Linked DNA regions of Mus musculus: region 1 is linked to region 2. The links are chromatin loops, found by intact Hi-C in ENCODE. Cell type or tissue: left cerebral cortex. All regions are shown on one strand. Each heading gives the region's core, and the rest is flanking DNA. Links, peaks and the distances in the headings are about the cores only.

Region 1 (15,871 bases), core at 4,335-8,334, 160 kb after region 2:
AGAAGAAGGGAAGGAGGGAGGAAGAGAGGAAGGGAGGGAGGGAGGGAGGGAGGGAGGGAAGGAAAGAGAAGTATCAATGGGAGTTTTCACCCGGGGAACCTGCAGCATATGAGCCTAACCGTCTGCCTTAATTGAGTGGTTCACCTCGCTGCCTCACACCTACAGGGGATATTAACCTTCGCTTAACACTGCGATCTTTGATCTGTGGGAAGGCTATGACAGAGGGCAGGCAGAGCCACCTGGCTCACTTTCTTAATCTGTCATCAGAGTTAAGCTCTATCTGACCACAAACTCTGATGGCGCCTGGGTGCTCATAACTGTGCATCTCATTCTTGGGCTGTTTTAGTTGGAGAAGCTGTGCAAAGCTGCGCTCTTGGCCTTCAGTCAGCAGCTTTATATTTAGAGACACAAGATGCTAAATCTGCTAGCGTGTTCTCTTCTATTCGCCTCCCACATGTCTTGGCAAATAAAATGTACATCGTTTGTTAGTCTCCATCTAGACCACACTTCCCATTCACAGGTCGCCTTCTGTCGGTCAGAGGCCACAAACTCTTAACTGCTGTGCTGGATCTGCCAGCCAGCCATGATTGGCATAACAGCACCTAGTCGCACAAGCCTTGTGGACTGAGATGACATTATCTAAAATGAAGATTCAGTGTCATGGGCTTAATGTTTTATCTGTTTTAGTTAGGGTTTTATTGCTGTGAAGAGACACCATACCACAGCACCTCTTATAAAGGAAAATGTTTAACAGGGGCTCACTTACAGTTTAGTCCGTTATCCGCATGGCGGGAAGCATGGCAGCGTGCAGGCAGACATGGTGCTGCTGGAGAAGGAACTGAGAGTTCTACATCCTAATTCTCGGGCAGCAGAAAGAGACTGTGTGCCACACTGGGTGTAGCTTGAGCACCAGGGGACCTCAAAACCCACCCCCGGAGCAACATACTTCCTCTAGCAAGGCCACACCCACTCAAACAAGGCCACACCTGCTAATAGTGCCACTCCCTGTGACCAAGCATTCAAACACAGGAGTCTATGGGGCCATTGCTATTCAAACCACCACAGTGCCCTTTTGGAACATGCAGAAATCATGTCTTCACACAAGGGGCCTACAGTACTAACAGAGCAAAGGCCTTAGACACATGGGCTGATGCACATAAAGTAATAAGAGAATATTAGAATCTGGCTGCCAGGGTAGGGCTTTGGGACACTGTGTCCTAGCAATGTTCTCCATGAAAAGACAGAGATGAGGCAATACTCTTTAGTGTATGTCAGAGCGCTAGGACTTGGGGGTGATGTGGGTGGGGTGGGAGTGTTAATTCTCTGATTCTGAACCCAGGGTCTTTGCGCATCCTGAAGCATCCATTATTCCTAATTTGCTTGGGCGCTGGCAGCTTCCTCTGCACGTATTGAGGGGAGTCAAATACAGATTCCTGGCTGCTTGATAAGGTGGAAAGCAGATCCCTAAACAGGGAGGTTTGAGGGTTTAAGTGGGCAAAGGTTTTAGGAGTGAAAACTGTATGGTATGTTGATTATAGAAGGCTTTTAGTCTTCATGGTAATGGCTGAAATGTAATAGGGATAATCTGTCTTAATGACTTCGTGTAGTCTGACGAGGGAAAAAAAAACCACATTACTTGGTTGACTGTAGAGATGAGTTAGGGAGAATAACAATAATCCCTGATGAAATTCCAAACCTGAATTCTACGGAGACGAAGGGTGGATTAACGGAAAAATGGGGCAACGAGTAAGAAGGATCGCAACTGCGGTCTCTCTGACGTGCCAAGGATGTGAAGATTATATGGCTCAAGTCTGCCTCTCAGAAGTCTGGAATTTCAGAAAGATTGCGTAGGGTTTTTTTTTTTTTTTTTTTTTTTTTTTGACAGTGTCCCCAGCCCTGGCTGCGCTTGACCTCCTCTGTCTTCCCTGAGTCACTGAGGGAAGCTGCTGTTAGCTCAGCTTCTCTGCAGTCGTGGATAGATGGTTAGCCGTAGCTGTATTTAGCTCAACAAGGACTGATCACTAAGCTCTCAGCAGCTGATATCGACACAGAGATTCTTCCTCCAAAAAAAAAAAAAAAAAAAAAAAAAAGGTGTTAAAGACTGTGATTTTTGCATTTCAGTAGACAGATAGGAGATAGGTGGATGGACAGATAGGTGGATGGACAGATGGATGATTGGCAGGTCAGTGGGTGATCTTTTGCATCTAAGCATGTCGCATGTCTGTATGTAACGGTCCACGTCCTAGAGAGGAATGGGAGGAATGTGTAAGGATCCTAAGCTGGGTTTGAGAATGAAGGCAGCTAGGATATTTTGCCAGTCTCAGCAGGGTGTTGTGTTGTGGTAGACGCCTTTAATCCCATCGTGTGGGAGCTAGAAGCAGGTGGATCTCTGTGTTTTAGGCCAGCCTAGTCTACCTAGTGACTTCCAAGCTAGCTGAAAGAAAACCGTACCAGTTGGCATATAAATAATACGCTTACATCTTTCCCAATTCTTGATGTAAAACTGATTTGAGACAAGGTCTCATTACACAAGAGTTGCAGGACAGCAGGGGGCTACATGGTGAGACCTTGTCTCAAATGGGTTTTACATGGAGAGCTGGGAAAGGCGTTCGAGGGTGTCGATGATAAGCCAGGAGGTAGTCTGTGGGCCCATGCCTGTCACAGAGAACAGGAATCCACAAGAACACACCAATTCCTTATCTGGCATTAGAGTCCAGTCTCGTCAAAACTATCAAAATGTAACTAAGAATAGAGCCGCGGCTAATTAGTTTGAAGTTGTCAAAGCGATGTCACAACACAAGATGTTTTCACACCATCTAGAGAAGAATCAACAAGACGAGTCCAGCATTGCGGTGCCTGTATGCTGCTCCAAGAACAGGAGTATCCCTAGTGTCTCCGGTAAAGCCTGCTACCATGGAGACTGAAGGACCACCCGCGGTCAGAGGAACTGATGCACACGGCCTCTTAGCTGTCAGAGGAAAACCCAGACTGTGGACTGGAGCCTCCCATAACACTGTAGGTCCAACACACGCTGAGCCTAGGCTTCTTATCTGGTTTCATTTCTCTGGGGCTGTGTGTACCTCTCACCCAGCCCATGTCAAGCAGTATGAGCTAGATGTTTTCCTAGATGTTTGACTGAAAGAGACCGCGGACCCCGAGCTCATGCACGAGCTGAGAAGATCTGTGTCTCGGGACCGGGGATGCTGGGTCAGCGGCAAAGGATGGTGTAGTGTTGCTTCTGCGTCCAGTCGCTTTTCCCTCTGTCCCTATGCTTCCCACCCCCCCCCCCACCTTGATTAATAATTATGGCAATACCAGTTTAAGGTTCCTTTTTTTTATTAGGGATCCTAATGACAACAGAAAGCAATTTCACTTGGTGTGGCATTCTACAGAGTGTCTCCCAGCTTGCCTCTCAAAAATGCATACTGAATACAGTTAGTGTTTCATAGAAACCAACAAACTTGATAATCTCACAGGGGGGTGGGAGGCTAGTGGACCTGTCACAAGGATTACAAAATTGACTAAAACAGCCCTTCCTTGGCAGCTGGGACCTGTTACCTCAAGCAAGTCACTTAATTTCCATACATCGTAGGTACCTGATCAGATGGTGCATATCTTCTTTTCAAGGGTTTCTCTACGGAAAAATAAAATTTAACAAACATTCAAAATCTGTGAGAAATATTTGTTTTGCAAGCAAAGTTGTTACATGATAACTCATGTATATGGGCTTAGGTGGTTAAATAGTTAGCCCCCCTCCCCCAGGCCTAATGTCAAGGGGATCTGATAATGAAGGCAACTTATTCACGTATCATCTGTCTGGGATTTATTTTTTTTCCACCTAAGGCCTGGGCAGCCTCTATCTCCCTGCCTCACTGCAGCAATCCTCCATGACTGCCACAGGTAATCTTGCACAGGATGCTCTGGAAGAGTGCGTGGGGATATTTATTTTAGAAGCAAACTGGGTATAGTAATAACACAACCAATAAAATGAAGACTCTATAGTTGAATAGCCAAATTTAGGGCCATCAGAGGGCCATTGTCTTCTGCTATACCAGCCTGCAGGGTATATTTTAAAAATAGAATTCTTTATTGGAAACTATAGGCATATCCCGTGACCTATTTTTTATTTGTTTAAAATATGTACAGTGAGCCCTATGTTGCACTACAAATGTGGATTTAGTCATTTGCAGGGCACCCCTTTGTTTGCTCAGTAGAACACCGACTGGAAACACATTTTCTCCAGGTAATTTTTTATGGGGAGGGTCAAATTTTCAACACTATAGTAATATGCACCTGGAATGATTCATTTGTAAATAAAAAGGTTAATTGGGATGACAGTATTGAATGCTTAAGTCCATGATGGCTTGATCTTATTGCTTTGAGCTTGTGGTGTGGCAGAACTTAATGGTGGGAGCTAAAAAGAGCCAGGGAAAGGGCAGGGTTCCACAACTACCTTTGAGGAAGTGGCATGACCCCAATAACCTAAAAGCCTCTCATTAGGCTCCACCTCATCTTGCGTGTGCCCAACTGGCCAGGAAGAACGACGCTGCAACAGGATCCTTCTGCACACGTTTATTGAGAGAGCTTGATTGCAGAGGCGAAGTGACCCCAAGCCCAGAACTGGTGCTGCTTATATAGGCCTAGGAGAGGCGTGTCTCACACCCGGATTGGTTGTGCTTGGGTTATGCTTACCACATCATTTGCATGCCTACATCTGATTGGTTAACTTCTCTCTCATCTGATTGGTTAACTTGTCTCTCATCTGATTGGTTAACTTGTCTCTCATCTGATTGGTTAATTTTGGTTAATTCTCAAAGCCTCATCTTGGCAAAAGAATCTTTACTGCCTATGTATGTGTGGTGGCCAGCAGTAGCCAACTGCCACTCTGCAACTGCCACTCTGTAACTGCCACTCTGCAACTGCCACTCTGTAACTGCCACTCTGCAACGGCTTCCCACAACCTCACATGACTCTTCCATTCCATCTTTAATCATTGGATATTTGGGGGTAAGGGGAACATTCAAGATCCTAACTGCATCAGTTATGAAGGGAATTGATCCTACCAGTCACAAAACAGGAAGAGGAGGGGATGATAAGAAAGACATTATCAGTGTTTATTGGTCACCGCATAGCACCTTCTTAAATTTTGTTTTATGTGTATGGACCTGAGTGTATGTATGTGCACCCAGAGGCTAGAAGAAGGCATTGGATCTACTGGAATGGGAGGTGTGACCCATCATGTGGGTTCTGGGAACAAAACTGGCTGCTTCTGCCAGGGCACCAAGTGTTCTTACTGCTGAGCCATCTCTCCAACCTCTGCCTAGCTACTTATATATAGGGACTTGGAAACACCAAGTCACTTTCCCAAATAAACAGTGGATTTGGAATTTAATCCACATGTGCTTGTATGGTAGTTTGCATAGGTATGCCTCTCATAGACTCATGTATTTGACTGCTTGGCCCATGGGGAGTGGCACTATTAGGAGTGGTGGCCTTGCTGGAGTGAATATGGTCCTGTTGGAGGTAGTGTGTCACCATGGAGGTGGGTTTTGAGGTCTCAATTGCTCAAGCCAGGACTATTGGGGCATTCATTTACTTTGGAGGCCCTAAGATCAAGATGTAGAACTCTCAACCTCTTCTCCAGCACCGTGTCTGCCTGTAAACTGCCATGATGATAATGGACTAAACCTCTGAAATTGTAAGCTGGCCCCAATTATAAGAGTCGCCGTGGTCATGTTGTCTCTTCACAGCAACAAACCCCTAAGGCAGCTGGATTCAAGAGGTCATGTTCTTTGCATCCCATCCTCTGCTCCTGAAGGTTCTAGAATCCAGAAGAGCTAGCTGACCAAGGAGTTGTATCTAACTGTATCCTGTGCTTACCTTGTGTCTAATTGCATCCTGCGTTTACCTTGGGGTACTTGCTGTTTTAGCAACCAGATGACTTTAAATCCTGATTTTTTTCCATGTCTCTTCCCTCAGCAAATTCTGTGCTACGTATCTGCCTCATGAGTGTAAGAAGGAACTGTGTTATGGCCGACAGGACTGAGTAGTGTAGGGACAGGTAACATGCATTTCCAGACCAAATGGAGCATCATGTTCTGCCAGCCAATAGTCACATGGGATACCAGCATCTTCCTGGGAAAAAATGTAATTTATTTATTTGAATTGTATGTGTATGGGTGTTTTGCTTGCATGTATATCTGTGCATCAGGTGTATGCAGTACCCAGAGAGACCAGTAGAGGGCACCAGATCCCTACCTGGAGTTAGAGATGGCTGCGTGCCACCATGTGAGTGCTGGGAATTGAACCCAGCTAGGTCTTCTGGAAAAGCTCAGTGCTCTTAACTGCTGAGCCATCTCTACAGCGTCCTCCCGGAATATGGAAGTCTATTCTCCACATGTACACCATGGCTGTCTGCAAGTCTGCTGCCTTGGAGGCCTCGAATCTATTCACTCCTCTCTCCTCTCCAGTGTCCTCCTTCCCCTCCCTTCAGCCCCCTTCCTCCCCAGTACTCACTTGCGCGCACGCGCGCGCGCACACACACACACACACACACACACACACAGACACACACATACACACACACACACATATATATATGTATATATATGTATATATGCTTCACACATAAGAAGACACATGAGCTATTTCTTTCCTCTTCTCACTAGGCTCTCTTATCATTTAGTCCCCTTTCTTCCCTCAAAGAGTCTGCATTATACATTCATTTTATATGTGTTTGTGTGCCTCTTTTCATATTTCAAAATCCATATTTTACACATGAAAGTAAACATGATATTTATCAATCTGTGTCTGGCTCACTTCAGTAGCATGAAAAAATGTCTCCAACTCCATCTGGTTTTGTGTAGGTGACATATCATTCATCTTTTATTTCATGTGCACGTATGTGCATGTGTATGTGTGTGTGTGCATATGTGTGTGTGCATGTGTGTATGCATGTGTGTGTGTGCATGTATGCATGTGTGTGTAAGTATGTGTGTGTGTGTGCATATGTGTGTGCATGTATGCGTGTGTGTGTGTGTGTGTGTGTGTGTGTGTGCGCTTGCATGTGCGCGCCACATGTTTGCATATAGAGGTCAATCTTGAATTCTATTCCCCAGGACCCACTCACCTTTTATTGTTTTATGAAACACAGTATCTTCCTGGGATCTGGGATTTCCAATTAGTCCAGCCTAGTAGGTCAATGAGTCCCAGTGACTCACCTGCCCCTGCCTCTCCGTGTTGGGATTACAAGTGTGTGATGTCACACCTGGCTACTTTTATCCACATGGATGCTGGGTATCAGATTCAGGTCCTCATGCCTATAGATCAGCAATCTGCCAGTTGAACCATCTCCCCAGGCCCCAGTTTCACGCCTCTTTATGAACCCACTAAGTTCTATCTCGATTGCCTGGACATTAGTTATTGTTAGAATATCATGAATATTCATTGAACAACCACAAGCTAGCTGCTTAGCATGTGATTGCAGTTGAACATTCAGGATGAATAAGAAATGTTCTCCTCCAAGGAGAAATTTCCAATGTTATAGGGAACAACATTAAAAAAAAAAAAAAAAAGGCCCTAATGTTAATGCCATGGAAAGCCCAGAGGAATGGCAGATGTAGTCAGGGTCAACTCCCCAGGAACACTTCAAGGAAAAGTGATTTTTTTTTTTTGAGCTACACAGAGATGGTCGAGCCCTCCCAGATAAAGATGGGCAGCGGGGATATTCAGATTGAAAATGTTGAGCATTTGTGAGGAGAGCAGAATTCACCTTGCAGGAGTGGGAACTTCCACCAAGGACTTTTGAACAGGAGACAGATGTGACACTCCTGTCCTCCTGTGTGAAGACAGGCCAAAGGAGTATGAAGGAAAGGCAAATAGGTCAGAGGAATTGGTTATGCTGACCTCAGCTTGAGTAGTGGAAAACCCTGAGAGGTGTGTGTAAGCATGTGTTTTTTACAACCTACTTTAATAAGGGTTCAACCTCCCCTCTAGCCCACCACCCACCAGAGGCAGAGGTAGTGGAAAATGAAAGGTTATTAGGATATGGAGGAAGTGGACCTGTTTAGAAAGTATTCTGGGCAATTCTAATCTTTGTTCTTCTCAGTCCAGTCCACTAGCAAACACCAAACAGTAATCAGCAGCTGCAGACCAGTCCACTTAGCAGACACCACACTCGAACCCCTGCAAGGCTCGCCAATCAGCCTGAGTCCAAGGAAGCAGCAAGAAAGCTGCAGGAATTTCTTGAGTTCTTTGATGAGTTTCTCTCTTTGTAGTCACCACAAGCCAAGCTCAGCAACACAATGAAAGACGAACCGATACGTGCCTGTCATTAGGTTAGTGAAGACTAAAGAGACAGAGCAACCTGAACCAATTCTCAAGCTCCCACTGTACCTGGGTTCCCGTTTATATCCTTTCTAAACATCATGTGTCCTTTCACATGTTTGCTCTAGCAAAACATCCTTTCACCTGTGGGTATTTTCGTCTTCTCTAACATTGCTTCCCTCGTGATAAGATTATCAATATGTTGCCTCGCTGCTGTGAAGATTTAAAAAATGGATCTTTACATAACTGGAGATTATATCCCTATGAGAAATATAGATACAGATTTAGATGACCCTTGGGCCAGGGTACGTATAGATACAATTTTCTTAATTTTAAAAATGATTTGCTTTTTACTTTTGCATATGAATGTCTGCGTAAACATACTTGCAGAAAGGAGGAGAGGGCACCATTTGTCCTGGAACTGCTATGTTTGGTGCTGGGAATTAAATCTGGGTCCTCTGCAAGACCAGCAAATGTGTTTAATTGATGAGCCACCTCTCACTCCCAATGATGATGATGATGATTTTGAGATTGGGCCTCACTATGTTGGCTGACCTGGGCTGTGTACGGACACCATATTGGACAGATTGCCTTGAACTCATAGTGATCTACCTGCCTCTGACCCCCAGGTCCCCCCCCCTTTTTTTTTTTTTTTTTTTTTTTTTTTTTTGGTTTTTTGAGACAGGGTTTCTCTGTATAGCTCTGGCTGTCCTGGAACTCACTTCATAGACCAGGCTGGCCTCGAACTCAGAAATTCGCCTGCCTCTGCCTCCCAAGTGCTGGGATTAAAGGTGTGCGCCACCACCGCCAGGCCCCTTTTTAAATTTTTTTTTTCTTAATTTTAAGGAAGGAATGGTGAGTAGGTGAAGATTTATTCATGGAACTAAATTAATTCTACAGCACCAAAGGATCTGTAGTCATGATTTCACTTCATTCTGAGAGCAAATACAAGTGAATGTGTCAAAAGCACTGACAATTAGTATGTCTTTATAATTTGATTTCTTACATATTTTAATTATATCCTCTTAATTAGTGGCATCTCTTTGTTCTTCAGCTTTCCCCAAAGTGAGACTGAATTCAGCTCCTGATGCAAAACAGCGTGTAATTTGTACGAAAGATGACATGCTACTAAGTTCAGGAGAATGACAATTGTTTTTCTACTAACAAGTAGCAATGACAAAAGGGAACCTAAACCAATTACTGAGCAAATATCTAATTTATAAAGTGTCTCAAAAAAAGCCCCGGACCCACTGTCAGACTGCAAGTGAGGACAGCTCTAAAACTTCCCTGGGAACCCACCCGAGAGTGTGGTCAGCCAAGGAGCAACGATGGAGTGTCCCAAGAGGGTTAAGACACGTCACTGTGAGATCTTAATAGGATTATGACAGAAAGCTGCTCAGTTATCACAGTAATGCCGGACAGCTTACTGTCCATGGAGGGCAGCGGGCTCCAGCCCGGCCACACCTTTAACTGCTCACTCAAGATTTCATGGGACACTAACAGCCATTCACATCACCAGAATTCTCTAGACACTCCAACACGTTGGAAGCTCCATATGTCCTTTCTTATATGTTAGGAAATGAAGGAGGAAGTTCTGGATTTTAGATTATGTTGAAGTATTTAGAGCTGTGGTTTGGATTTTAAATGTCTCCCCAAAGCCCACATGTGAAGGAGCTGTTGGAAGGCTGTGGGCCCTTTAAGAATTGAGACCTGGCTTTGGATCCCTGTCCTCTGACTGGGCTGCCTAGGCCTGCTGCAACTTGGTATGCTAACTAAGGTTGGTGGATATCCATGGGAAGCCTCTGGGTTTTTGAGGAGAAAGGAAGGAGGGGTGGGTGGAGACAGGGATGGGGTGGTGAGAGGGAGGGACTGGGAGGGGAAGCTATAATTGGGATGTGAACTAAATAAATAACTCAATTAACAATAATTTTTAAAAAGAGCTGGGATCTTGTGTGAGGAGGTGGGTTACTGGGGACATACCTTTGAACAGAACGGGATAGTGGGGTCTCCACCTCTTCTGTTTCTTTTCTGCCCACTATAAAGCAATCTGTGTGGTTCCTATCATGATGTTCTGTCTCACCATGAGTGCTAAGCCACAGAGCTAAGCAAACACAGGTTTCAGGTTCTGAAACAATAGTCAAAATATAGCCTTCCATTTTTTTACAGTTAATTTTCCCAGGTAATTTTATTTTCTTCTGTGACAGAAAGCCAACACACTTAGGGTCAAATGTCTTGGTGTTTGCAATTCTTTTTCGATTAGCTTAGTTAAATAACCTATGTGTCAGAAGGAAGAGAGGGGGTAGAGAGGAGAGAGGGGGAAGGGGATTGGAAGGGGGAGGGAGGGAGGGAGGGAGGGAGGGAGGGAGGGAGAGGGGGAGGGGGAAGGGGAGAGGAAGAGGGAGAGAATGGGGATGGAATGGAGGGAGAGCAAGGTGTGGGGGAAGAGGTGGGGGAAGGAGGGGGAGAGAGGTGGGGGAAGGAGTGTGTGGGCTAAGGGACTAAGTAAGGCACTTACAGGGGGACAAGCCGTATGTGGCATAAGGCAGTATGTGGACAGCAGACAGGGACAGAATAAAATGGGCCTTCACTTTATAAGTCCTTGAATTTTCCTTTACATTTGGGAAATTTTTCAATATAAAGCTGTATAAGAACTTAATTATCGTGTGTAGAAGGACTCTAAAGAGTTACCAGTAACGCAAGGGGAATGTAATTTGTGACTTCAACAAGGCAAAAGATGACCTTTTAAAAAGATGAAATGTCGTCTCCATTGTCTTCACTACCATGTCTACGAGTTTGCCATTGTCAGTGATGAACTCATTTTTAAAAGGACGTCTGGATTTACAAAATAACAGAGGCAGGTGCAGATTTCCAGGCACTCATGCTCTCCTTCCAGTTTCTAGGGATAAATGTGTTAGTGAGGCGTGAGGCTACCATTTGCACGCGCACGGTGATGTGTTTTTATTAAAGAGACCCCACAGTTTACACTAGAACTCTTCATTCTCTGGATTTGGACAAATGTGGGCCATATACACACACACCATACATGCCATACACGCCATACATGCCATGCATGTGCGCGTACACACACACACACACACACACACACACACACACACACACACACAGTAATGTCTTCTCCACAGTAACTTCATTGTCCTAAAAGTTTGCCCTCCACCTATCCAATCTTTGCTTTTCTCCTTCCCTGACCCCTGACGACCACTGATATTATGCTTTCCATATTTTTTACTTTTCCAGAATATCACATTTTCAGGATCGTGTAACACATAGCTTTTCCCGATTGTCTTCTTTTACTCAGCTATGAGTGGTTCTCCCATCTTTTTGTGGCCCCATTGTTCATTTCTTCTTCTTGCACTATATGGATACATCACCCACTACTTACTGAGGACATCTTAGTTTCTTCTAGTGTTTGGTGATTATAGGCAAACATTGAAGCAGAAGTTTTAAGATAAAAAATTATTTATTTTTATTTTATGTGTATTTGTGTGTGCCTGAGTATGTGTGTGTGTGTGTGTGTGTGTGTGTGTGTGTGCGCACATACACCATGTACATGCAGTTCCCATAGATGCCAGCAGATGGCGTCTGGTCTCCTAGAACTGGAGTTCAGATGGTTGTGAACTGCCTTCTAAGGGTGCCGGAAACTAAACCCCTGTCTTCTGCAAGAGCAGCAAGTGCTTTTAACCACTGAGCCATCTCTCCAGTCCAAGGTGTAAGCTTTTGTATGCACAAAAGTTTTCAACTCCATTGGATACATTTCTAAAACTGTGTTTGCTGGGCCCTATGAAAAAAAATGAGTCTTTTTTTTTTTTTTGGTATGAAACTGCCAAATTGTCCTCCAGAGTAGGTGTACCCTTTTGCATCCTCAGCAGCAGTGCACAAGCAGTCCCGTGGACCTGCATCCTTGCCAGCGGCTGGCATTGCTGCATTTTTTGGATTCCAGCCTACCCAGTATATATGCTATGCTATTTAGGTTTTGTTTTAATTTATAACTCCCTATTGGTATATGCGGTGGTACATATGCCTATTCAGTTCTTGTATTTGTTTTTCCACGTTCATTTTGACAAAGGATCTGCTCATTTTTAAAACTGTATGTGTCATTTTCTTCCTGAGATTCCAGTAGCTTCTTATGAGTGAGTCAAATGGGAGACTCAGCCAATGAATTTATTCATTTAGCAACTTTGACAGGTACTGGCCATACATAGGCTCTGCACATTTGTTCCCTCTTATTAACATAAACTGAATGTCTTTCTGTCTTAAAATACATAATACTTTTTGGCTCCTTTGAAGTCACTTGACATGGGTCTGACTAGCAAACAGAAGGTGCTCACTGGGGCTTCACAGAGTGTTAAAAGGGTGTGGAAATTGCTGGTCTTTTGTCCATTGTCTATCTACTGTTTTCCTGAATGGGATGCAATGTCTAGAGGAGCCATCTTGTAAAGATGATTGATGGTAAGCGTCACATGATAAGGGATATATTACCGTGACTCTAAAAAGTCTGCGACATGTGACAACATGGTGATGTTGTTGCGGAAGCCCGTGTGTTTGCTCCAGACTTTTTGTGTAGATATGTAGTGCATCTGAAGCAATTCCAGTGTGTTGAGGACACAATGCTAACTGTGGTGGTTTGAATATGCTTGGCCATGGGAAATGGCACTGTTAGGAGGTGTGGCCTTGTTAGAGGAGGTGCATCTCCTCGCTGTGGGGGTGGGTTTGAGGTCCTATGCTTAAGCTCCACCCAGGGCTGAAGAGAGCTCCTCCTGGCTGCCTGCAGAAGACAGAGTCTCATCCTGGCTGCCTTCAGATCAAGATGTAGAACTCTCAGCTTCCTTTCTAGCACCACGTCTGCCGGGATGCTGCCATGCTTCCTGCCATGATGATAACGGACTAGACCTCTGACACAGCCATCCAGCCCCAGTTAAACATTTGCTTTTATAAGAGTTGCCTTGGTCGTGGCGTCTCTTCACAGCGATGACACCCTAACAAAGACACCAACAGTAAGTTATATGTACTACATACTCTGTTTGACACAGTACAAGGTATCTCACTGGACATAAGCAGAGAATAAACTGAGTTTGTCAGGGAACTGGGATCTAAAAGGAAGTGACCCGATGCAGCAAGTGTCAACACTCCAGAGCCGCACCATTAAGGGTCACGGCATGTTCAGAGTTAAGTAAGTCTAGAGGCAGCTCAGGTAAGGCAAGGGGGACTGAAGTGAGAGGACTCAGTAAATGTGACTAGCAACCACAAGAAAGGCAGTCTGGATACTCCTGTATCTTCAGATTTTTGTGTCCTCCATCAATGACCTGAATGTACGTAAATACGTATGGTAGCTGCTTCCCTGGGTAAGAGCAGACGAAAAGGAGGAGAGGCAGTTGTAATTTGAATGTCAAGTTGTCTTTGGGCTGGGCATAAATATATCCCCGTGTCAGTGTTTATAATACTGGAGAGCTGACGTCTTGTTTACCTGTATATTCCAAATTGCTATGATATGGAAAGCGAGGATAGAGCTCTAAAAATCCCTTGAAAGCAGTGCAGATTTTGTGAACGGTGCGTGTTTTTTTCTGCTATCTTTGTGTCAGTGTGAACTCTGCTAAAATGTCTACCAACTGTTAGGCATTTACTACTGGCTTGTTTATCACGTCTTAAAGACCACCCGAATCAGTTTTCTTGAGCTTTTTAAATATAGCTTTCTATTTTGTGATTCGATTTGTAAATAAAGACAGAGGACATGTGTAACATTCGTGTTTTGATGCAGTAAAGCTCATTTCCTTTGGAACTTAGGAGAACACGCTATCTTCTCCCCCCCCCCCCCCGCAACCCCCACTTTCTCCTGGTCTTGTTTATTTTTGCCTCAGTTATCCCGCACTACCGGAGACCAGGATAAGTTGGTGGTTCAAGACTACCCTATTTAATAGGCTGTGTGTCTCGTAGGTGGGGAGAATAGGATTTGGAGACGGTGAAGACCAAGGGAAGAGGAATCTGAACATGAAAAAGATGGAGGGTTTTTGAACCTCCAGGGGTTAATGCCAACTGATGACAGGGCTATAATCCTATCAGGCTTGGGTGAATCCCCAGCCCTGCACCGTGTCCGAGGACATACAGGTAGGTAGACAGCCCTGTGTTACCAGGGGCCTCAAGATCCAGGTGAAGGGTAAGCTACAGGTGGGGATCCGAGGGGTCTGCAGATAGAGGAGGTACCCAGGCCCCTTGGTTACCCACCTTGGAGGAGGAGGCCTGAGGATGCGCCGCCTTCTCCGCAACGCCCCGCCCCCGCAGCGCCTACGCTGCCCTCTCCCGTTGGCTCTCCATTGGCCGCAGAGCTCGCCAATCCAGCCCCCTGGCCGTGAAGGGGGCGTGGCCGCGCGGTGCCGGGCCGGGGGCCGCGTCTGTCGCCGCTGCGCGCTGCGGTGCGGGCGGCAGGACGATGAAGCCGGGAGCGCGGCGCGGTGAGTGCGGCTGTGGTCCTTCCCAGGCTCCGGGCCGACCTCCGGGGGACGCGGGGCGGGATTCCGGGGGTGCCGCGCTCGGGCTGCCGACCTGCCCTGGTCCCTCCCGGCCGCAGGTGGCGCCGCATCCTCCTTGCGCATCCTTCATCCCGATTGCTCCCGTCCCGCGTGCGGCCTGGCCTGCGCTGGGGTCCTGCGGGCCGCGTGCACCGAGGCTCCGGCTGCTCCCGGCCTGGTCCATGGCGCAGCCTCCCGGACAGCTCATCTTTCCCCCCTCTGGCTTTGGTACTTCCCAGCAAATGCCGGTTTTCCCTCTTGGTTTGGCCTCTCTGCAGTGGAGAGCAGAGTTCTTAATTATTGAGAAACTATGGGATAGGCCTGGGGTTAAAGGTAGCCGGTCATCTTCTTGGCTGATGTTTAGAGGAATAGGAATTTTTAAAAATCATTTAGGGACTGGTTTTGATATGGTGATTATCTCCTAGCAGTAATTTTTTTTTTTTTTGAGTTTTCAAAAGCCGAAGGTTAGAAAGGGTCCTTTTTATTTCGCATCGAAGCTCTTAAATTCAAATGCCTAATGGGGTATGACATTTTGACTTTTAAGATTCTGAACGCACGTTTTTGTAAGGGAGGGAGGCCGACTATTTGAAATGTTTTCCATTTTGAAAGTTTGGCTTGTCTAAAACTGCGAAAATACCTGCGACTCTACAGCAAACCGAGTTCAGAGTACTTGACTTGTTTCGCTGTCTCGTCTAGGGCAAATTCTCCTGGGCACGGACTGTTTTTGTGTATGCTTTACCAAACTTTCCTATTCAAGCAGCGAGACAATGCAGGCAGTGGCTCTTTTCAGTCCGTCCTTTCATCTGCTTGAGAGGTTAAACCGGAGCGAGCTGGTTTGACCTTTCCCAAAGGCAGTTAAAGATCATGTCTTCTCTGCTTCCTTCTCCCAGGGTTCGGATAGCTGTCTTGTAGCGCTCAGTTTCCTGAATTTAAAAGCTCCGCTGAGTTGATTTTAAGAAAGTTGTGCTGTTTTAGATGTTCAAAGCTCACTGGATTGCAAAGGCGACTTACCGCTTGGACCCGTA
Region 2 (15,871 bases), core at 6,706-10,705:
CCAGATGCTCAGGGGTCATTGCAAAAATAAGCGATATATATATAGACAATGTCTGCTAAAAAAAACAAAAACAAAACAAAACAACCACAACAAAACCCAAAACCACACAAAACTCCTGGGAAGCCCATCAGTGCAATGGTTCCAAGGAGAACCATTTTCAGGCACAAATGTCTAAAGAATTAAACACAATCAAAGAGTTCAAAGATTTTAAAGAGATAATGTCTTGAAAAAAAACAAAACAAAACAAAAAGAATTTCAAGAGGACAATGATAAATACTTGAATGAACTGGTAGCAGCAGGAATAAACAGAAGCCCCAGAAGACACAATCACACAGCTAAATGAAACAAAGGAGAATAGAATCTAAAAAAGAGACAGAAGAGTAAACAAAATCTAATCTGAAATGAAGCTGGCAATGAAGAGGTAGTTAAATAAAAGCTCGGTGGGAAGCCTCACAATCAGAGTAGATCATTTGGACAAGACTACGGTAATATCAGGACTTGAAGGCAGGGTAGAGGAATTGGACCACCCACTCAAAGAAAACTAGAAACGAAAAATAAAAAAAAAAAGCATGAGCAGACTTGTAGGATCTTTGGAAACCATCATAGAAATTGAAACTATAAATTACAGACAGTGAGGGTGGGGGTGGGGGAGAAGAAATGAATTCCAAGTCAAAAGCATAGAAAACCTTTCCAATAAAATCACAGGAGAAAAATTCCCAATTTTTTTTCTTTCGAGACAGGGTTTCTCTGTGTAGCCTTGGCTATCCTGGAATTCACTCTGTAGACCAGGCTGGCCTCAAACTCAGAGATCCACCTGCCTCTGCCTCCCAAGTGCTGGGATTAAAGGCGTGTACCACCAAGCCCAGCAGTATTCCCCAAATCTTGAGAGACACCCTTAAACAACAAGGGCAAAAAAAGGAGTGACACAACACATTCCAGTTAAAGCAGGAAAAGAGAAGGCTGAGGAAAGGGTGTTGAAGCTGTGAAGAGAGAAGGCCCAAGTCACAGGCAGGCCTATCACAGTAGTCAAGTCCCTGGATTAAGTCTCAGAAAGACATTACCCAAGTTCTGAAAAGTCATACAGCCAGAATATTATACCCAGCAAAACTGTTCAATAAACGAAAAATAAAAATGTCCCATGATAAAAACAGATTAAAATAATTTGTGACCACCAAGCCAGCTCTAGAGAGGATAGTAGAAAGAATATTTCAGACTGAAGAGAAGGATAAACACATTCCACAGGCGATAAATGATACCAGGATATCAAAAGGTATTTACCACTAAAAATTCACCGTAAGGACAAAAATTAATATTTATCTTTCAACAAATGGATCTCAGTTCACTCTATGAAGATTAGAAAACAGGATCCACCTTTTTGCTGCCTCTGAGAAACATGCCTAACCATGAGAATAGACATCTCCATAGGGTAAAAAGATGGAAAAGTACTCTGGGCACATACAAGATAGAAACAAGCAGATATGTAACTATTTTAGCATTTGACAAAATTGCTGGGTAGTGGAGGTGCACACTTTTAATCCCAACACTTGGGAAGCAGAGGCAGGTGGATTTCTGAAGTCGAGGCCAGCCCAGTAGAGTGAGTTCCAGGACAGCTGGGGCTACACAGAGAAACCCTGTCTCAAAAAAAAAAAAAAAAAAAAAAAAAAGAAGGTCACACCACCCTCTTTAATCTACCAAGCAGGTATTACAATTCTAAACACATACATCAAACAGAGATGTGGCCAAGCATATAAAAGAAAGAGATGGCTCAGTGGTTAAAAGCACCGACTGCTCTTCCAGAGGTCCTGAGTTTAATTCCTAGCAACCACATGGTGGCTCACAGCCATCTGTAATGGGATCTGATGCCCTCTTCTGGTGTGTCTTAAGAGAGCATGGTGTACTCATATACATAAAATAAATAAGTAAATAAACCTTTTAAAAAATGTAAAGCTACAGATTAACCCAACACAGCAATAATGGGAGGCTTTAATAATGTGCTCCTATGTACAAGCAGGTCATCCAGACAAAATATAAACAGACACTGGTATTAAATAACATCATAAATCAAACGGACCTAACAGATATCTATGGGAAATTCCACCAAACCTTAAAAGAATACATATTCCTTAGTAGCTCACTGTACTCTGTACAAAATAGAGCACATAGTAGGACACACAGCAAGCCTTAGTGAATACAGAAGATTGAAACAACATCCCATGTTATGTATTACAAAATAAAGCTGGGAAAATACAAACCTCGTAGAGGCTAAACATAATATTAACAATTAATGGGCATGAAAAAAACATAAGATAAAATAAATAATTTACACTGATATGTAACTAGCAGTGAGCTAGAAGTAATTTAATCCCAGCACTTGGATTTCTGAGTTCCAGGCCAGCCTGGTCTACAGAGTGAGTTCCAGGACAGCCGGGGCTATACAGAGAAACCCTGTCTCAAAAAACAAAAAACAAACAAACAAAAAATCTCTCAACTAAAAATTAAAAAAAAAATTTATAAACAAAACAACCAACCAACCTCCCCCGCCCCATCCCAGGACTAGAGGGACTCGGTACAGAATTCTAGCAGACCTTGGAAGGAGAACACCAATGCTAAATTCAAAGTGCTCCATGGACAGAAAGGGAATTGAGACACCCAAACTCTCTTATGAAGACAGACAGGAAGAACTAAAACACAAACTGAAAATGGTTATGTTCTACCCTAGGGCAATCAAAGGGATGGCAAGTCTAATGACTTGTCTTCACATCTAAAGTAACAGGCAGCAAGTGTCCATAACTGAGGGATAATCCAAGTCTCCCATTATTTCTCTTACTCTGTCCTGCTTTTATTTTATAACCCAGGGGTCTCACTCAGGCTTTACTTGAGTACGGCTGGGTTGTAAACACGGAATGTAAGCCTTTGTCATAAACTTAAAGGGAACAATCCATTGAACCAGAGAAACGGGTCCTCCTCTCTTTAGTTGTGTGTGTTTACCTTGAAGGACCCAAGAGCAAGAGACTGGAAAGAGCTGATGGGTGGGTGAAGGGAGAGAGCCAACAAGAGGGTGTACGATAGCACACAGGTAAAATGTATGCAGAGACGGTGAATACTAGGGGCAGAAAGGCTTCAGGAAGGTGATCTCTTAAGAAATCTCACTTTCTGAATTTAATGTTAAAATCACATTAGTTGTCTCCCCGAGAAGCTGGGAACCACTCACAGTTTCTATGCAGGTAGAGCAAAAGACCCTTCAGTCAGCAGACTGGTAACAACCTAATTAAAGATGAATGTCTCTGGGAGAGGAGGTAGAACAGAAAGAGGCGTCCCAAAGTTGGGCTTCTACTATTCTGTACACATAAACTTGATGAAGAGAAACTATGTATAAGAAACACTTCTCAACTTTTTCTCTGCTCTCTAACCCCTAAGCAGACTGTTCTTAGCACACTTGTTATCTAATGAAGAACACATGGAAACAGTGAACAGGCCTCCTGCAGCAGTGCAGGCCACACTACCTCCATCACTTGCCGCGCTGTCAGAGCCAGGCTGAGATGCCAGCTGTTCCTTTGCTCTCTCTAAGCGCTGCTGCAGCTCCTCTGATGTTATTTCTCCTGAAACAACAAAAGAGCACTCATTTAAAAAATAAATAAATAAATTACCAAGCTTTATGAGAACCTGTGAAATAAAAACTTTAGCAACTGGGGTCAGTGAGATGGCTCAGCAGGTAAAGGCACTTACTACTAAGCCTGACAACCTGAATTCCAAGAACCACATAGTAGGAGAGAAAAGATACCTATGGTTGTTCTGTAGCATCTAAGTACTCATTGTCAGTCACACACACACACTCACACACAAACACACACACACTCACACACACACTCACACACACCCTCACACTCTCTCTCTCTCACACACACACACACTCTCTCACACACACATACACACACACTAAATAAAATGTAATTTAAAAAATCTTAACTTACAGAGGATGATCTTTATTATTTTCATGGTTTATAAATCTAAGTTAACAGCAACCCCATGGTGGCTCACAACCATCCGTAATGAGATCTGACTCCCTCTTCTGGAGTGTCTGAAGACAGCTACAGTGTACTCACATATAATAAATAAATAAATCTTTGGAAAAAATTGAAGTTAATAATATTTGATACAGGGCTGGAGAGATGGCTCAGCGGTTAGGAGCACCAACTGCTCTTCCAGAGGTCCTGAGTTCAATTCCCAGCAACCACATGGTGGCTCACAACCATCTGTAATGGGATCTGATGCCCTCTTCTGGTGTGTCTGAAGAGAGCAATGGTGTACTCACATACATAAAATAAATAAATTTAAAAAACTAAAAAAATTAAATAAAATATTTGATACAAATACACATCAATTTAGTCACATGTCATTTATTAATATTTCATTAAAATTGAGATCTAAACTTGAATAATTTTGGTTACCAGAACCTCTAAGTAAGAACCTGTAAGTTAGGGCTGGAGTGATGGCTCAGCAGTTTCCAGCACCCAGACTGAGGGGCTCAATGTCAGCTCCAGGAGACCTGAGGGCCTGGGACCCTACAGCCTCTGCTGGCCTCCTTGGACCTTAACCTCATGGACACAACCCCCCCCCCCCCACCAGAGACAAACAGCAAAAAATAAAACTAATTTGAAAACAACAACAAAAGGATGAGATGTACTCACATCGAGTTTAAGTTTAAAAGAAAATTAGGGAGTAATTTTAGGGAAATGTTCAAATCTTGGTGCTTGAATTCTACCACAATATTTTATTATGTGAGCCACCAACATACAAATATACAAACACACAGACAGGCATATTTCAGCTCGTTTCCTATAAAGTAAATCTGAAAGGAAATGTATAGACTACATTGGACTTTTGGTTGGTCACAATCTAGCTGAATGTTAACACTTCAAATAAGTTAAGAATTAAGTTTCAAATAACAGTTTCTTTGTACAAATATTATGTAAGAGAAATAGAGAGCTAGAGTCTAGTTTAGTGGCAGAACACTTCCCTAACATGCACAAAACCCTAGGTTTCAATCCAAGTGAGGGTTGGCAGTGGAGGGTGAGAATTATGCGTGTAACACTTAATGCTTATGTACACTGGCTTTATAAGTTTGGCCTGTGTGTGTGTGTCTATATATTCAGTATTCTCATGTATTTATCAAACACAGAGGGCAGTGATTTTGTTATACTGCATAATTCTCAGACTCACAAAACAGTACTCAAAGGGAGGCACTCTCTTTACTTTAAATCCCTCCTTTCAATGATAGAAAAATTTCCCCCTTTGCCCATTTCTTACCAGGGGTGCCTAAAAGATTATGGTCTCTCATTAGCCGATAATCTTCATCACTGAGCTCATTAATAAACTGATAATAGGCTTCTTCTCTGTGGAGACGTTCTTGCTGCCATCTTCTCTCATTTTCTTGAAATGAGCTCTCTTCTCCACTCCCACCTGATCTAGATCTAGACGGATCCATCCTGAGACTTCTAGTTTCCTGTTTAAAGAACATGCACAAAGTCAATGCATCAGTCATGAGCTAACATGCTTCCTACTTTTTTTGTTTTGATTTGGCTGTTGGTTTATTGAGGTAAGCTCTTACTATGTAATCCTGGCTGGCCCAGAACTCACGATGTAGGCCACTAACAATCTCTTCATCTGTGATTCACCACTGCCTTTAGAGACTTACTGAACTGATATTCTAAGATTCTAAGAAGCAGTGTTCCCTCTCCTCGTCTCCTCACCAAGGCAGAAAGTCTGCTTCGAGGATAGCACTCAAATGTAGCCCCCACAACCAGAAACTCCCGAGGCTAACCATTCCACACTGAAGGATGGCCTGATACAGACAGCCAGAGCTCTTGTGTGTTTTCTCAATCCTCAGAGCCATGCACAGTGTGTTGTTTCCTGTTGGTTTTCAGTCTCAGAGACATCAACTTTGAGTCTTCAGTAGACACAGTAGGCAAAAATTATTTTCATCTCAATAAATTGCAGTGAGACAGTGGTGGTCATTTTCTATTCACCATCTTTTCTGGAAGGAGTACAGGACATCATCATCTACAAAGACGGTAGACTGTACTCCTAACTATCCTGGGATGCACAATGGAGCCCTCTGTACATCACAAAGACAGTGGGCTGTACTCCTAACTGTCCCAGGATGCACGAGGGAGCCCTCTGTACATCAAGAACATGTATTATTCAAGCCTAAAATTTTAACATGATGAATGCTTTTAGACACAATTTCGAGAGACAAAGATAAATTTTAAGAAGATGATCAATTTAATACTCAGATATGAGATATATGTGTTGAATTGTGTCTGACTTGGTGATAACTTTTAAAGCAAAGGCCTAGACCTACTAGCTCCTAAAAGTTGTTTTGTTGTTGTTTATATGTTGAGTTCTTTATTGTAAGACTTGACACATGCATTTGACTAGTGGATGCATTTAAAATAAATAAATAAATAAAGCCAGGCGGAGGTGGCACACGTCTTTAATCCCAGTACTTGAGAGGCAGATTTCTGAGTTCGAGGCCAGCCTAGTCTACAGAGTGAGTTCCAGGACAGCCAGGGATACACAGAGAAACCCTGTCCTGAAAAGCCAAAAATAAATAAATAAATGAATAAAATAAAATAAATAAATAAACTAGGCAGGCGGGTGGTAGCGCACACCTTTAATTCCAGCATTCAGGAAGCAGACGCAGGAGAATCCTGAGTCCAAGACCAGTCTGGTCTACAGTGAAACCTTGTCTGCAAAACCAAAAACCAAATAAAAAATGCAAACAAACAAAAACAAACAACCCTCCTAATTTTAAAATGCAATGCTAGTTAGTTGTCTTAGGGTTTCTATTCCTCCGATGAAACACCACAACCAAAAACCAAGTTGGGGAGGAAAGGGTTTATTTACACTCCCATCACTGGAAGAAGTCAGGACAGGAACTCAAACAGGGCAAGAACTTGGAGGGAGGAGCTGATACAGAGGCCATGGAGGGGTGCTGATTACTGGCTTGCTCTGCCTGTTTTCTTATAGAACTCAAGGCTACCTGCCCAGGGAAGCACCACTTACAGATAGTGGCTGGGCCACTAACTGAGAAAATGCCTTACAGCTGGATCTCATGGAGGCATTTCCTCAACTGAGGCTCTTTTCTCTGTGATGACTCTGGCTTGTGTCAAGTTAACACACAAAACCAACCACTAAACTAGGTGTAGTAACACATGTCTTCATTCCTAGCACTCAGGAGAGAGGCAGACTAATCTCTGTGTGCTCCAGAGCAGCCTGGTCTACAGAGTGAATTCTAGAACATTCAAGAATGTGTGTGTGTGTGCGCGCACACACACACACACACACACACACATATGAGACCCCTTGGGGGGAGCAAGATTCACTCAGATGTTAATTTAATTAATAATATCAAAAAGTAAAGGATTTCCATTTGCACTGCAATCAGTAACTATTAGCAAAGTGCATTTTTGGTGGTCACAGCAGAAACTTGGTTTTTTTTTTTTGGGTGGGGGGGGTGTTTCGAGACAGGGTTTCTCTGTATATCCCTGGCTGTCCTGGAACACACTCTGTAGACCAGGCTGGCCTCGAACTCAGAAATCCGCCTGCTTCTGCCTCCCAAGTGCTGGGATTAAAGGCGTGCACCACCACGCCCAGCTTAGAAACTTGATTTTTGAAACAGATGTTTAATAAGTGGAAATCTAATGACAAAAAAAGTCAAGTTCTTTAAAATATTAAAAAACCAGAGATCTTCTCCTCCAAGGCAATATTCTTGGATTAACTAAGCATAAGTAAGGCAAAATGAATACCTTATTTTCCTTTGAACATTCTTCTAACAGATGAGACTGTATCCATGCTTCTGATGTTTGTGCCTCTTTTGAGAGCTGCTCATCTGAATAAAAACAAAAGTTGTATTATTCAGCAAACTGCCTCTTTGAAGTCCCGGAACACCCAGTAGTCTCCCGACTCCTCTGCAAAGCCAGAGCTAAATTCTCCAGAAGGTTCTGTTATACCATCATCTAGGTAATTAGAGACTCATACAATTAGATAACAAAAAAAAAAAAAAAACCTCCCAGAAGGTCTCTCCTCCTACACTGTCACCGCTCCGAGGATTGCGCCTCCTCCTTTCTCAAAGGCCTTCGTACCGTATCACGTTCCCATCTGGGTGTAGCTAGGGTTAGGTGAGGAAGTTAGTTTAGTTCTAAGCCTTCACTTCGTTGTCAACCGCCCCCACCATCCCGCTACTGGTTCTTTTCCTTATCCTGTTAATCGAGGCCCCCGACTAGGGTTAAGATGAAGTCCCTACTCCAGTAAACGAACTGGACTCAGGAACCCGACCAATCTCACCTCAATCTAGCCTCAAGTAACGCTTCCCCTGCGACCTGGATTTGGCTTTGGGGCCGGCCAATCAGCAACTAGCAAAGCTCAACCAGCAAGCAATAAGCCAATCGGATAAGAGGTAAGTGTCTCTCCCCTCGGAACCCCGCCCCCTAGCACGTCCTCCTCTCCGAGGCGTCTCCCGGAAGTAGTAGTGAGACTCACCAAATGACCCTTCCCCCGCCCCGTGTACCCAACGCCCCCTCCCCCCGACCCCACCTCCAGCGCGATGACCCGCGGTTGTTCTCACCGAGGCGGCGAGGGGGCGGAAGGTTCTTGGCCGAGCCTTCGAAGGCCGCTACGCCCTCTAATCTTCCCCTGAGGCGCGAAGCTCAGAGTCTGTGTTGCTGCTCGGAGTCGACCTGGCGGAGAGAAAGCTAAGAGAGGAGCGTCCGATCTCCGGCCTTCTCGCACCGCCTCGGAGAACTAAGACTGGCCACCGTCTGCAGCGACCCTGCCGGTGCGTCTGGAAACGGCGCTCCCCGGAAGCCGAGCCGCGGCGCCCGAGTTCCGCATCTGCTGTGCGCAGGTCCGGCTGTCGCGGGCTCGGGTCAAGGCACTCAGAGCCCGTGGCGGCTTCAGGACCGAAGGCGGAGGCGCCTTTCCACCCTTTGGAAATGCCAGCTCCTCTTCTCGTATTTCAGTGTCCTTTGACGAAGTCTGGAGAAAAACGCATCTGTCAAGCTGTTCGTTGCTCATTACTACCCGGGTTAACTACCCAGTTTGAAATTTTCCCTTAGTGTAGTTCACTGGGATGAGGAAACTAAATATCAAGTGCTTGTGATGAGAAAGCACTTCGAAGCTCCCAATATTAACCATTCACGTTCTTTCTCTCCCGCTATCCCTTGTCTAATTTCTTTTTTCATTATATGACACCAGATTTACCCAACCATTTCTTGTGGTCCTGGTAGGGCCCTTTCCTGACACCCCCATCAGCCAAATGGCTTAATCAGTTTAATACGCGCATACTGCTGTGATTCATAACTCTTTCCTCCCTTCTTTCATTATTGAGTGACTTTGTTTTGTTTTGAGACGGGGGCTCATATAGCCCAGGCAGGCCTTTAGCTGGTGAGCTTCTTGCCCTTCTTAGGGATGTGCTACCATGTTTGCTGGGTGCTTTGTTACCATGATGTAGCAAGCCTTAGCATCAATGAAACTACTAGAGTAAAAGGTGATACTGTCTATCAGGAGGATTCCCCTCCTCTCTCCCCATCTGTTTAATATTTAAAACATAGGAGAGTGTTACAGATTTCTCCTGTAGAAAAGTGACCCCAATTGGGGAGACCAATGGCTTTAAAGTGGGTTGGGTCTTATTTAGGGTGTCCTGCTTGGTGATTATTTTCTCTCCCTTTGAATATTGATCCAAACTGTCTATATGTCCTTTTATGTTGTTGTTCTGAGGATAAGACTTTCCTTTGAGTTTCCTTCTGGAAGTAAGGTTATTGTTGGAGTTCCTTTCCCCAACTTCATCAGGGAGCTATGTGATGGAGACAGTGGTGGGTGTATGTCTCTGTGTAGCCTGACTTTGTTTTTTTTCTAGTATCCAATTGCTTCATGATTCTCTAAAGCTTTCTTTGTATAGCTCTATTTGGGATTGTGGTGGTTTGAATAGGAATGGTCCCCGTAGATCCATGTGTTTGAATGCTTGGCCATAGTGAGTGGCACTATTAGGAGGTGTGGCTTTGTTAGAGGAAGTGTGTCACTGTGGAGGCAAGGCTTTGAGGTTTTAGATGCTCAAGCTACAGCCAGTGTGAAACATATTCAGTCTCCTCCTTGCTGTCTGTGTATGGATTAAGATGTAGAGCTCTCAGCTCCTTCTCTAGTACCATTATCTCCTGCACACTGCTATGCTTCCCACCATGATGCTAATGGACTAAACTTCTACAACTATAAGCCAGCCCCAATGAAATGCTTTCCTTTACAAGAGTTGCCTTGGTCATGGTGTCTCTTTACAACAATAGAAACTTTGACTAAGATGGGGAGATGTCTATTTTTTTTCTTACTCTGACTATGTCTTTCAGAGGCACACATCAAGCCAGCCCTCTCATCTCTCACCTTACCTTGAAGTCCCTTCCATTTCTTTTTAATACTGGAAGTGGGACTTGTGAACAGACGTTCCCCCCTCCCCTCCAGGGACATGTTAAACACTCTACAAGGCAGATTGGTTAAAAGTTCCATGATTGTGTTACAAGTCAAAGCCAAATAACCCTGGGATATCTCTCGCCATGTCCCCCCACAATAACCACTTATCACCCATGTCTGTGTGTAACCTAACGTCCTTGTGACTAGCAGGTTAGGCCTTATGGAAAGTCCCTTAGCTTCCACCAACTCAAAATAATCTAAGCAGATAGCATCTGTGGCCAGTAGCACATACTTTCCTGCTTTTACGAGATCTGCCTGCCTGTTAACACCAACCTCCACCCTCCCTCCCTCCCTCCCTCCGTCCCTCCCTCCTTCCCTTCCTTCCTTTTGTCCTTCGAGATAGGGTAGCCCTGTGTAGCCTGGGTGTCCTTAGCTTTATAGACCAGACTGGCCTTGAACTCAGAGATCTGTCTGCCTCTGCATCCTGAGTGCTGAGACTAAAGGCGTGTACCACCAGATTTGGCTTTATCCATCAAGGTATCTTGAAAGTATCTCAATTTTATTTTCTTTGTTCTGTTACTATAAAACCATCATGAGCTGGGCAGTGGTGGCGCACGCCTTTAATCCCAGCACTTGGGAGGCAGAGGCAGGCGGATTTCTAAGTTGGAGGCCAACCTGGTCTACAAAATGAGTTCCAGAACAGCCGGGGCTACACAGAGAAACCCTGTCTCAGGGGAAAAAGAAAGTCATGAATCTGTTACTGCTACGGAACATGGTATTTGGAATAACTGAAATCTGTCTTCCCAAGCCGTGGCCGCTCACATTTGGCTCCAGGACAAACTCATTCTTTCTGAGGCTAGAACTGCTTTTGCATTAAGGGGTTTTGGTGGCTGAATGTGGAGCCCCAAAGATGATCCAATTTCGTAATAGGAGTCACTGGATTGTTGCCAGGCTGGGCCTCTAGTGCCAACTGTTTGGTGTTGATTCCTCAGCGGAATGCTGGTGAGTTGTTTCTGGGACTTAGACCTACCTTGGTTTGCTTTATTTTGCACTGGTTGTGAGGATCCTCTTAGTTTGGTTACTTTATTATTCTCCCTGTTTGCTTAGGGAGCTCTTTGTTTGTTTAAAGTCATCTGTTTCTTTTGGTTTCTGCCTGTGCCCGGTTCGGTTTGTTTGCTTTCAGGACATTTGGTTTGTTCATTTGCTTTCGGCTTCTCCTCCCGTGTCTAATTCATGGAAGGAGGAAATGTTCAGAGAAAAGCTGCCATGTGGTACTCCAGCTGGTTTTATGTTTGATAATTGTGTTAGTTTAACTTATATGTATTTGGAAAATGGGGAAATCTAAAGATAACTTGGCTTTATGTATCTCTTCATTGAAACATTTAATCCAAAATTGGATGGGGGTTGGGGGGGGGGGGAATACACACACACAAAACTAAAAACCCCAGAGAATTTAAAGTGAATAGGCAGCCTGTTTTGACTTAAAACAAAACAAAACAAAACAAAAACTTACATAAAAAAGAATTGATAAAATTGGTAGTCAACACAAGTTGACAGGCTCACTATATTGAAGTTAAAAGGAGCTATTAAAGATCAATAGGAAATTGGTGAGAAAATGTTAGAGATTAAAGAAATTTTGAAAAATTGAACTCTTCTCAACTCTCTATCCCTCCACCTGCAACCCCTCCCCTGCCCCGAGTCAGGGTCTCTCTGTGTAGCCCTGACTGTCCTGGAACTCCCTTTGAGGATGAAGCTGGCCTGGAACTCAGAGATCCACCTGCCTCTGCCTCCTCCTGACTTCTGTGATCAAAGGTGTGTGCCATTGGCACTGCAGCCACCGCAGCCACCACCACCAGGCTCAACTCTCTATTTTCATTCATATTTTTCTTTCTTTCTTTCTCTTTTAAAGATTTATTTATTTATTTTATGCATATGAACACACTGTAGCTGTACTGATGGTTGTGAGCACCAGAAGAGGGCGTCAGATCTCATTACAGATGGTTGTGAGCCACCATGTGGTTGCTGGGAATTGAACTCAGAACCTTTGGAAGAGCAGTCAGTGCTCTTAATGTCTAAGCCATCTCTCCAGCCCATATTTTTTCTAACCTTGATTTTTTTTTCTTCTTTGTTTCCAAGCAGAACAAAAGATTTTTGTAATCGTTTTAAAAATAAAACTTAAAAACTTCATGTGGTGGCACATAGCATTAATCTTACCACTAGGGAGGCAAAGGGGGGGGGTGGGGAGGGATCTGAGTCTTCAAAGCCTGCCCGGTCTATGGAGTGAGTTTCAGGACAGCCAGGGCTACACAGAGAAACCCTGTCTGAAAACCCAAACCAACCAAACCCAAAAAAAAAAAAAAAAAAAAAAAAAGAAGAGAAAAGAAAGAAAGAGAAAGAAAGGAAGGAAGCTAGAAAGCAAGAAAGCTAAGAGATTCCATAGCATATTTAAAATAGGTATTTTAGAATTACTTTATAGAACGTGTTGCCTGTGTGTATACACGTGCTGCACATGTGCATGGTCCCTGCTGGAGTTAGAAGAGGGCATCGGACCCTCTGGAACTGGAGCTATAGGTGGTTGTGAGCCACCATGTGGTATTGACAAATGAATCCACATCCTTTTCTACAACAACCTGTATTCTTAACCCTTGCGTTACCTCTTCAGCTCTAAAAAGTTTGTATTTCTAAAGGCAAGACTCTGCTGCCTCTCTCTGTCTTTCTCTCTCTATTTCTCTCTCTCTGTCTCTCTCTGACTCTCTCTCTCTCTACACACACACACACACACACACACACACACACACACACACACACTAGAGTCTCTTTATATAGCCCTAGCTGTCCTGGAACTCACTATATATACATGCTGACTTAGAACTCACAGTTATCTGCCTGCCTCTGCCTTTCAAGTTCCAGGATTAAAGGTGTTTACCACCATGGCCTTGATTAACTCTTAAATAGAAAAAGATAATGCATTAGTTACATATATTATTGAAGAGACCAAATACCCCAAGCTATGTAAGAAAGGAATTACTTTGACTATGAGTTCAAAGTATAGTACATCATGGTTGGAAAATCACAGTAGCAGGAATTTGAGGCAACTAGTGCTCAGCGGATTTCTAATTTTATTTAATCTGGCCCATGGTATTGGGGTGGGTTTTGAAGACAGGTTTCTTTCTCTGTGTAGTCCTGGCTGCCCTGTAATTCAGAAGTTCTGCTGGCCTGCCTCTGCCTCCCAAGTGCAGAGTTAAAGATGTAGGCCAGACAGCCTGGCATGAGGTGTGTCTTATTTGTAGACTTTGATGGGTGACATCTTCTCTTCAGGCCTTCTTTCCTATTTTCCCAATGAAGAGGGTTAGTGTGATGTTTTGAATATGCTTGGCCTTGGGAGTGGCACTATTAGGAGGTATGGCCTTGTTGGAGGACATGTGTCACTGTGGGGTGGACTCTGAGACCCCCCTCCTAGCTACCCATGAGACAATCTTCTGTTTGCCTTTGGAAAAAGATGTAGAATGCTCAGCTCCTCCAGCGCCATACCTGCTTGGACACTGCCATGCTTCCTGCCATCACGATAATGAACTGAACCTCTGAACATGTAAGACAGCCCCAATTGCCTTTATAAAAGGTCATAGTGTCTCTCTGGGCAATGGAAACCCTAACTAAGACAGTGGGTTTCTCTTTAACAATTACAGATGCTTTGCTCACCGTCTTAAGGTCACACTTTTCCTAACTGAGCTCTCCAGTTTTCTTGTCTTTGTCTCCACTTGTCACGTTTTCCCTTGTCAACACAGGGATGAGAACAGTACATGTGACACAGAGAGAATGTTGTCCTGTCTGGATGTTTCCTCCACAAACGAATTAGTCTCTTGCCTGTGGCTTCAGCATCACTCGTGTTCTTGGGACACGGGCAGAATGCAGCTACATCCTTGGCTGGAACTTTAGATGGGTCATCCCTATCCCAGTTCCTGATAGCCCTGTTCCCCCCTGAAGCCTCACAAGCTAGGTCTCATGTTCTTCTTTCATCATTTCTGTCTACCAAATTTCTACCAGGATGACCCATTTCACTCCGGTTACCATATTCACAGTCTTTTCTAGCCCAAAGTCCCAAACTCTCTCACATTCCTCCTGTAAACCAGCTGTCAAGGCCTAGGACCTCGCATGCAGGTTTATAGTATCACCAACTCTACTTTACATACCAATCTTCTGGAGTAGTTTCTTAGCTCGTTGTTGTAATCAAATGTCTTGACTGATTTTCTTTTGGCTCACAGTTCCTGGGTAGAGTCCAGAATGGTGGGAAAGTTATGGTGGCGTGTTGAAAGATCCTGCTAATAAAGTTGTAGTTCCTCATAACTCTTGGAGCTTGGCGCAAACTGGAAGACTCCCTTTCTCCTTGGGACTTCCTCTTCTCTGCCTCACTTTGTCTGGACAGCATCTGTAGTCCCTAAGCGATGTGCCACAAAATCCATCCACGTGGCGGCCATCACCTCCTTCATGCCCCAGCCTATGGGCCGTGGTAAGATGCCCCTGCAGGAGCTCCTATCAAAATGGCAGCACCATGACACCTTCTCAGCCTGCAGCTGTCACTGGAGCTGTCCACGGTGGCCCATCTCCCTTCCCACCTCAACGGGAGCTGCCCCTTAGAAGCTGTCCACAGTGGCAACACCTTTCCTGCCTCAGCCTACTGCCAGTATGAGGAGCTGTCCAGGGTTCCGACATCTTCTTTCCTGCCTCAGCCTATACGATTTTGGTGAAATACCACTGCGGAAGCTGTCCCACAGGAACTGTCCTCAGTGGCAGCACCCCCTCTCCAGTCCCTCCCAGCAGCTCCACAGAGGTGGTGTCTCAGAGAAAGCCAGATATGGTCAGGAAGGACTTCCCACCCTAACCCAGAGACCTGATGCAAGGAAAGGGGAGGGGGCGTGAAAAAAAGCCACCAATCTCTGAGCAGAACAACCCCCCCCCCCAGCTTTCCACAAAATCCCTCCAATCCCTGAGCAAGAGAACACACCAGTCCTAGAAGAGGAAAACCCACCAATCCTCACTCTGGAAATCTCTGTCCTGAGAAGCTCCGCCTCCTCAGAAACCCTATGTAAGCACTGTCCCTTGGTCAGGTCCCCGGCTATCCTCTCCCAGCAACACAAGGCAACCGCAACCGTCCCTGGGCTCATCCCTCCACATCCTGGAACCTCCAAAAAAATCTCTTTCATGAGAGTTTTCTGCCTGGAGTGACTCTCTCATTGGAAGAAGCCAGGAAGAAAAGAAGCAATGAAGAGAAGTGAAGAGAAGGAGCAGGGTTGAGGCTCCTCAGCTCACCCAAGGATACCCTTCCCCAAGAGCTGCAGCACCTCTGCTGAGGAGCCTTCCTCTCAGAGCTGTGTGGTTCCTGCGCTCCCGTGTCTCAGGTGCCCTTCTGCTGGCA

Evidence for each region. Peaks named below come from ENCODE experiments on the same cell type or tissue, not always from the same donor. Only the 100,000 strongest peaks of a DNase experiment are listed, where the experiment ranks them.
Region 1: it touches region 2 in a loop (3-fold over the local background); 1 of 42 quality-filtered maps calls a loop at or near these places.

The regions. Positions count from the first base shown.
Region 1 is chr5:146,370,550-146,386,420 of GRCm38, forward strand. It overlaps Wasf3 (WAS protein family, member 3), which reads left to right and starts at 14,457. Exons shown (of 10, transcript NM_145155.3): 1 at 14,457-14,789. In left cerebral cortex, for the core only: a CTCF peak has its summit at 6,237 (motif pointing right); a DNase peak (open chromatin) is centred at 6,224.
Region 2 is chr5:146,212,594-146,228,464 of GRCm38, forward strand. It overlaps Rnf6 (ring finger protein (C3H2C3 type) 6), which reads right to left and starts at 8,864. Exons shown (of 5, transcript NM_028774.3): 1 at 8,627-8,864; 2 at 7,809-7,891; 3 at 5,308-5,503; 4 at 3,504-3,599. The coding sequence starts at 5,485. Gm38745 (a long non-coding RNA gene) reads left to right here and starts at 11,124. Exons shown (of 2, transcript XR_868694.1): 1 at 11,124-11,460; 2 at 14,721-15,871. In left cerebral cortex, for the core only: a CTCF peak has its summit at 8,822; DNase peaks (open chromatin) are centred at 8,450 and 8,830; H3K4me3 peaks cover 1,773 bases; H3K27ac peaks cover 941 bases.